2 separate regions of the Homo sapiens genome follow, and region 2 is linked to region 1. Evidence: chromatin contacts called from ENCODE Hi-C or POLR2A ChIA-PET data. All regions are on one chromosome and are shown on one strand. Each heading gives the region's core, a stretch centred on a gene start or an enhancer-like site at or near the end of the contact. The rest is flanking DNA. Distances are from core to core; before and after follow the strand shown. Region 1 overlaps PARD3 (par-3 family cell polarity regulator). Region 2 overlaps PARD3 (par-3 family cell polarity regulator).

Region 1 (3,794 bases), core at 585-3,084:
ATACTTTTATGATGCTTAGTCAAATATTTCCAGCCAAACAATGATTTTTACATAATGGTTTCACTTGTATTATTAATTTGCCTAAGGCACAGTTCACTTCTCAGTTTTGCTTTTAATTTCCATCTCTGTACCTCTAATGATGCAATACTTCTGGGAACTAGGTTGATCATAATGAATTTACAATGTACAGGAGGCCTAAAATAAAAATCTTTCAGGGTCAAGGAATAAGTGAATGGTCCATTAAAAAGTCAATTAGGCTCATAATTTAAGAAAATTATTATACTTTGACTTTGTATTTCAATAACAACTTTTTGCAAGTATGTTTTATTTAAACTTATGGATTTTGTAATAGAGCAAGTGAATGCAAGAAACGGACTGAACTAGGAGGTGGAGTAGGTTTGGCACTTGTATTTTAATAGGGCAAGCATTCTTCCATATGTCGTTCTTTCTGTTCTGTCTGTGGTATTGGCAGTGTTCTTTTTGAGAATGGAAACTGCAGCTTCCTTGAAAAAATTTTGACTGGAGTAATCAATAAAAATAAATAAACCACTACTTATATTCTCCTTACAACCTTTCCCTCACTGCTGACTAGTAGTGAAATACCTCTCGGGATATTATTTACCACTGTAGCTATTTGAATTCCAAAAATTATTTTGGCTAATTCCATATAAAAATAGAAAACCCAACATTCCCCCATGAGTTATGATTGTCCACAAACCAGAACTTTTTTTGCCTGTGTACATCTGGGAATCTTGAATATTGCTCAAGATATAAATATTGAAAAACTAAAAGGGCTATGAATATAATTTTAAATGTTTTTTCTTCAATGTTAAGATCTATTTAGATGGTGACAATATACTAGATTGTTCTGAGCCGGGTCCAAGATTAAGTTTGACTTCATTCTTGCTAACTTCCTTCCCTTTCTGTCACTTGCTACCAACACTGTGAGGTTGGGTCTTGAGTAAATGCCATCCATATGGGAGAAATGGACTAGGAAGATCACTGTATGGATCTGTGCTCTGCTCTACTAGCCCTGCCCTGCCTCAGACTAGAGCCTCCATGAGTATGGTCTTCTTGAGAAGCGGGGAGTCTGGGCGTGATACCAAGGGGGAAGTTAACAGGTTTTCCGACATGCTATTTTTGACTTCTCATTCTGGAGCACTGAACCTAGGTACCCTATTTTTTCAGAGATGCTGTTGGCTACATTGGAGACAGACTGAGAAACTAAGCAAAAATGTGAATTCAGTGCTTCGTGCCTCTGACTTGTGTTTCAGGCATGCCTAGGGACAGCGCCTCTACTGGCTCATTTCCACCACATGAAAGGTTTAGGCTCCAAACTCAAAACAGAACATGTTCCAATTAAGTGATCTACGTAACTTCAGGTCTACTTAGCCTCCCATACAAAGCCCCGTGATAGATTTCTCTGTCGACCAAGCATCACACGTTGGCTTTCTGTTGTTTTTGCTCCAGTGATACCTCCATGTATTTTTAAATGGTAGTATATACACTATGTGGTACAGGATTGCCCAGTGTTCAGCAGCAGAGAATGTGTTCTGTTTACAAGTATGTTTGAGAAACACTTGTTTAAACCAGTATATGCGTATCTTTCTACTCTGTTATTTCTCAAAATTCTACCAAGTTCATGTGCATTATGAGTCACCAAGATAGGAACAGAGAGTCACCATTCTCCAAACTTATTTATTCTCAAAACATCCTCTCAACCCCTCACTTTTTGCTTTTCCTGGAATACTGACATCCCACAACATTCTGAGTCACTGGGGAAATACCAAGGGCAAGTAAAGACCGTTGACTCCTGGTTCAGCGGTGTTCAGCTTACTCCTCTAACTGGCTGTGGAAACCGGAGTTGATTGTTTTCCAGAACTGCGAGCAAGTTTAAAGCAGTGTTGTAACCTGTCTCTACTTTCTGGCTTCTGTTTTGTGGACTTATGAAAGTGCGTGCTTACCACTGCTCCTCCTTTTTCAGTTTTCTCTTTCCCACCTTTCTCACTTGTTTAAAAAATGTACCTTTTTAAGCTCTAGTTCTAAGTTTATTCTAATACTAAAAACTACAGAAAAATTTGGGAGAAACCCATAAAATTACAATCAGAAAACAAAAATTTATCTGTATTAACACACTGTTAACATACTGGTCTGTGCTAATCATTTTTTTTCCTATAAAGTACACATTTTCCACACCTATGTACTTTTAAGAAGTTGACATCTATTTTCATTTTTATTTATTTTGCATTTTTATGCATTCTTAGAAAATCATATTAAATGTTTTCTGGATCACGGTCAGGTCTGTGTGAACAGACAAATGGGAAAGAGGGACAGAAAGAAGGAAAGATGTTCTGAAACATGAAATATTAGCTATGATATCTGGCCAAATTTCCCAACTCTCAAATAATATTCTCCTCATGTTATTCATTCTATTAAATGAGGTTTATAATGTTAGCTGGCTTGTATTTTGTAGTTATTCAGCCATTGAAAGCTATTACAATATTATTATCTATATCTGCATAGTAAGTTGTGCTTGGGAACATTTCCAGGGATACTGAATGCTTCTAGTGGAAATATGTAAAAGTTAATTAATTTCTTATTAAATCCTCCCAGTATAGAAGGAATATTTATAAATCTCCTTAGGAAACAGATGATCTGAAACTTTCCATTATTCAATGTTCTAATCATCTTTCAAAGCCTTGTGTTTTCAATACCAGACCGTTGAACTATCTGTGTCCTTCAGTGGGATACTCCCCATTCTTGGTGTGTCATTTTGCAAGTTTATGTGGATTTTCTGCATGCCGTTTCCTCTCTTTCTAATTTTACCAGCTGTTCTCAGTAATACCTGCTTTGGGTAATTACTTGAACTTTTTGTCATCTCAGTTGGTAGGATCCTTTTCAGCAAGTGATACATGTTTGTTTTCCTAACACTAATCTTTGCATTTAGATCACTTATTGTCATGCAAAGATTGTCTTTTAAAAATTAACCTTTTAAGAGAAACATTTTTTCTATCCTGTAGCAGCATTTTTCATGTTTCTTTGACCTCGTGAATCCTTTAGAAAAGTCAATTCTAATCAATAGGCTAAGTTTCAAGTTTTTTTAAAAAAATTTTCATTGCACAGGTAAATGAGAATTTTTAAGAATCTGTTAACCTGCTTTGTAGAACTTAACTATTTCGATAAATACTTGATTGGGTGTGTTGGCTCACACCTGTAATCCTAACACTTTGTAATCCTAACACTTTAGCAAGAGCATCACTTCAGCCCAGGAGTTCGAGGCTGCAGTGAGCTGCTGTGGTTGTGCCACTGCCCTCCAGCTTTTGTGACAGAGTGAGAGCTTGTCTCTAAAAAAAAAAAAAAAAAAAAAAGGAAAAAATATAGATGAATACTTGAGGAAAATTAAGCGTTAGGCATACTATATATCTGAAACCGATTTTATTGACAGATACTGCAAATGAAGTAGGAAAATGCAGTTTGCTTTCTGATGAGAGCTGTCCTAGATATATTTGGCTTAAGAGCATCTCTCTGCATTGGCAATAATTGTAGGTGCTTTAATATCCATGAAAGCCTGAACATTACTTGAGTGAGTATCTGTTGAGATGTGTTTGTGTCTGTTGGTTAGGGAAATATTATTCTAGTGTTTTATTAGTCAGTATAAGACAACTGGTTTTGTTGTTTCACAATATATTAAGTGTATCAGACAGTATATTAGTCTGTTCTCATGCTGCTATAAGGACATACTCGAGACTGGGTAATTTATAAAGTAAAGAGGTCTAATTGACTCAGTTCCACAG
Region 2 (3,794 bases), core at 455-2,954, 94 kb before region 1:
CATGTGACAACGTATGTTAAATAGGCACTGTTAGAAGCTAAATAACAGATGTTTGAGTACAAATTATGTTAGGGTCCTGCTTCCTGAAAAAGCCACTTGTCCTGGGGTTATAAATTGAGTGGTACGTTAGCCCACGTCTGCAGTCGTAGCTTGTTTTATTTGTAAGAGTCTCTGCTGGGACTTGAATTCAGTCCTCCTGTCTTCTGAGTCCAAAAAAATATCTGTCCTTTTCTGGCTCTCTCCGTCTTTCTTTCTAAAGATAATTGCTTTATTATTGAGTCACTTTTTTCTTTTATCACATAATCGCTTTACTTTCAACATATCAGAAAAACCTTTTTATTTTAAAGCAGTGAGAAAGACCTGCAACCTGCATGTCTTTCGAGTTAGGCTTTATTTCCATAGCTGTCATCTTTGTCTTAAAATGGAAACTTCATTTTTGCATGCTTTAAGCCCAACCTTCTAGTATCTACAGTTGTAGCTATACAATATTGATACTTACGTGCATTTTCTCTGAGTGTCTAGATAATTAGAATCATACAAAGAAAAAAGGATCAAGTGACTTAATTGTCTAGATTTTTTTTCACTTTCTTTTGTTTGAGTACAAATTATGTTTAGGGTTCTGCTTCCTGAAAAGGCCGCTTGTCCTTGGGGTATAAATTGAGTGGTATATTAGCCCATGTGTGCAGTCGTAGCTTGTTTTATTTTGTAAGAGTCTCCACTGGAACTTGAATTCAGTCCTTCTGTCTGCAATTCCTTAATAGTAGTACCTTGAGGTATATGAGGTTGATTTTTTTCAGAAGGGGAAATGTTCTGAAATATATTTTAACTACAGGAAAATTTTGATACTGTAATTTAAGTTATAAACTTATTTGCCTTGGACAAAATGTCTTTTTTGTCTAAAAAGAAAAATGTAGAATACCTTTTAAAGGAAACATATGCTCTCATTTCTGTGGAGTATATAGTGCTTTCTGATAATGATGTTATACTTCCTGTTAGATAAAAGATTCCCTAAGAACAAGTTGTTTTAAATTTTTTTCCTGCTTGAATTCTCTCATAACATTGAAAAAATTTCAGCTGAAATATTGCTTCCCTGCTAAAAAATATTGTTTTGTAGTTTCTTTAATGTTTACCTTTTAGAGGTAAAGTGTTTTATTTATATTTATCAGTAAAATTTCATTTAAAGTGAAAATACTGTACCAAAATATTTTTGGTGTGTTTTTATTACCCTTTATAAGAGCAACACCTTTTTATTTTGGTGTAAGAAAACCTATGATGCACAAGGCTATCAAAATATCTCTGTTCTAAGCCAGTAAGTTTTGTGTTAACTTGACATTTTTGAAATATTTATTGCTTGGTACTTGTCAATGCCCTGGTGATTGTCACTTTGGGTTTAATGATGAACACTAAAAGATTGACCACTTCCTCTCTTCTAGATATCTGGTCTTAGTTTCTTTATTAGTCACAAAACCTTAGTGGTTCCCAGATCATGGCAGAATTGTGCATGAAATGAGTTATGTTCCATAGCAGATATGGCTAGTCCTAGAGTGTGTGTGTGTGTGTGTGTGTGTGTGTGTGTGTGTGTGTGTTTTCCTGTTGTTTCCACAGGATTACAGCTGAAAACTTTTGTTTTGTTTTAGGTAAATGGAGTAGATTTAGTGGGCAAATCCCAAGAGGAAGTTGTTTCGCTGTTGAGAAGCACCAAGATGGAAGGAACTGTGAGCCTTCTGGTCTTTCGCCAGGAAGACGCCTTCCACCCAAGGGAACTGGTGTGTAAATTTAGAGTAGATGAAAGATTTCTGATATGCAGCAGCCAGGGGTCTGGGTTAGTTGCCTGATGGCAAATGTTTATTGAGACATTTTCTGAGGAGTTTCTAGATCTTATATTTCTTTCAGCCCTCACTGAATACAAACATTCTTTTCTCTAATACTCCCTTAGTTTCAGAAATGGATATCCTCAGTAATGAATGGAGGGGTACTTAAACATCAGACTGTAGGGATATTTTCAAGGGCATCAAATGTTCATCACTGTACACCCTCAGATGGACTGACTGAATACAGAGACGCCGATTATTTCAGAACTGTCACTCCACAGACTGTCGCTGAAAGCTTGCCATCTTCCACACTGCATATGACAAATTTTCATATTTCACATTTTCATAGTACATGTCAGTAAGCCAAATAGATGCTTGCTTCCTTACTGTTGTATGAAAAGGAATACCTTTTTAAAAAAATTATTATTAAAAATAAAAAGACCTAAGTGGCAATAAGCCTCATGGCTATTAATTATACAAATATAGGTCATGTTACTTAGGATGACATAAATGAAGGAAATGAAAAGGCATTTACAACTTTTGCAACCTATCTCCTTCACTTTCCATACATACATTAATACATCTGAGTATTTACATGGTATTGGTGTGAATGAAATAAGTGTCTTAAATGTACATAGTTCTGAGTGGTTTTCTGCAAAAGTGCTAGGTTTCATTTATATATAAAAATGACATAATTGGAGGAGTTGCCTTTGTCTTTTGATGTGGTAAGAAAATTGTTTTATTTCAAGTACAAGTGGTATTTTAAATATTTCAAAACAGATTCTACTTGGATCATTTTGGAATACATCCTTTTCATCTAGCTCTTAGTGCTAAACAAAAATTAATTTGTATAATCTAGAGTGACAAGGTTTTAGAAACGAGGTTTCCAAATTTATCATATAGCCCAAATTCTCTTGTGTCTTCAAGTATGGATGTGTTATGATAAAAATAACTATATTTTATTCTCTATATAAACTATTTCTATAAATATTATAAATGAAAAAATTTTAGTCATAATATCTTATCCCCTGGTTACACACAGGTCTTAAAACTTAATGTGGATTTTGTGGAAATTTCAGACAGTGATAGGGTTGAAAAGTGAACACTTTTGTTTTAAGTAGATTTTGAATAAATTATGAAAACTTCTTTATATTTAAAAATGTTTAATGCATTATTTCTCAATTTAAATTCAGTTTTTCGTTTTCCCCCCACTGTTATCCAATTTTGTGCTTAAAATGCCACCTGATCCTAAATCTGGAGATGTCTCTATTAAATTGTAAATGAGCACTTAAAAAAAAAAAACAACTAGCTTTCCATGTGATTTGCCGAAGCTTTAATTCTTCCTCAGTGTCTCGGAGTGCACTAGTTAGCATTATTAGATTGCCAAAGCTTAGACACTGCTCTTAAGCAGCCTTTTCCAGAGTTAGTGCCAGCATATAGCCAGCTTAAGGTTATTCAGGTTCTTCTTGTCCAATTTTGATCTTCCAGGCTTCTGTTTTTCCCTTCTGCTACCTACTTTTTTTTTTTCTTGGTTATGTAATTTATTGCTTGTGAGCTTTTCATTAAGGAGTACGCCAGTAGGCCGTCAGTCTATTATGCATGTTGCAGCTGCTTCTCAAAATTTAAGAGAATAAAATCCTGAAAATTTAAAGGGAGGGGACATTTAAAAATAATCTTGAATCCAGTAGACGTAACTATTTTCCTCTGTTTGGGGTGTCTGTGTTTAAATTCTGTGTGTCTAAATCTAAATACTTTTATCAATCGGTGCCTTTTTTTAATAAATCATCCTTGTAAGTTCCTAGGTAATTAAGGCAAATCAACATTATAGGAAAAAAAAATCATGTTTATTTCCTGTGCAACATTTTAAAGTATAAAGCTGTGGTTCAGACTGTGGTTCAAACTGTTATTATCTGGTCTAGTTATCAAATGATTCTATACCTTAAAACTTTGATTTGATTGGGAAAATTTTAAAGCAAAATTAGA

Evidence for each region. Hi-C counts contacts between places; a loop is a spot of excess contacts on that map. ChIA-PET counts read pairs that join two places held with the same protein, here RNA polymerase II (POLR2A). Pooled maps may share reads with other maps.
Region 2: a loop to region 1 is called in a pooled map, with 2.5 times the contacts of the local background. The contact joins two enhancer-like sites. A Hi-C loop is called at or near these places in 1 of 168 maps with a recorded cell type or tissue (astrocyte of the cerebellum), 2 of 37 single-sample maps with no recorded cell type and 3 of 50 pooled maps. POLR2A ChIA-PET finds 5 or more read pairs at or near these places in 2 of 52 experiments (OCI-LY7 and T-cell).

Annotation. Positions count from the first base shown.
Region 1 is chr10:34,278,716-34,282,509 of GRCh38, reverse strand. The region is part of intron 21 of PARD3 (par-3 family cell polarity regulator); the gene reads left to right. Among named protein-coding and RNA genes, the nearest start is that of LINC02629, 380 kb to the right of the region's middle. Within about 2 kb of position 1,834, at least 11 of the 41 ENCODE cell types and tissues checked have a DNase peak (open chromatin) inside an H3K27ac peak, as active enhancers do.
Region 2 is chr10:34,372,846-34,376,639 of GRCh38, reverse strand. PARD3 (par-3 family cell polarity regulator) reads left to right here. Exons shown (of 25, transcript NM_001184785.2): 11 at 1,638-1,766. Among named protein-coding and RNA genes, the nearest start is that of PARD3, 440 kb to the left of the region's middle. Within about 2 kb of position 1,704, at least 2 of the 41 ENCODE cell types and tissues checked have a DNase peak (open chromatin) inside an H3K27ac peak, as active enhancers do.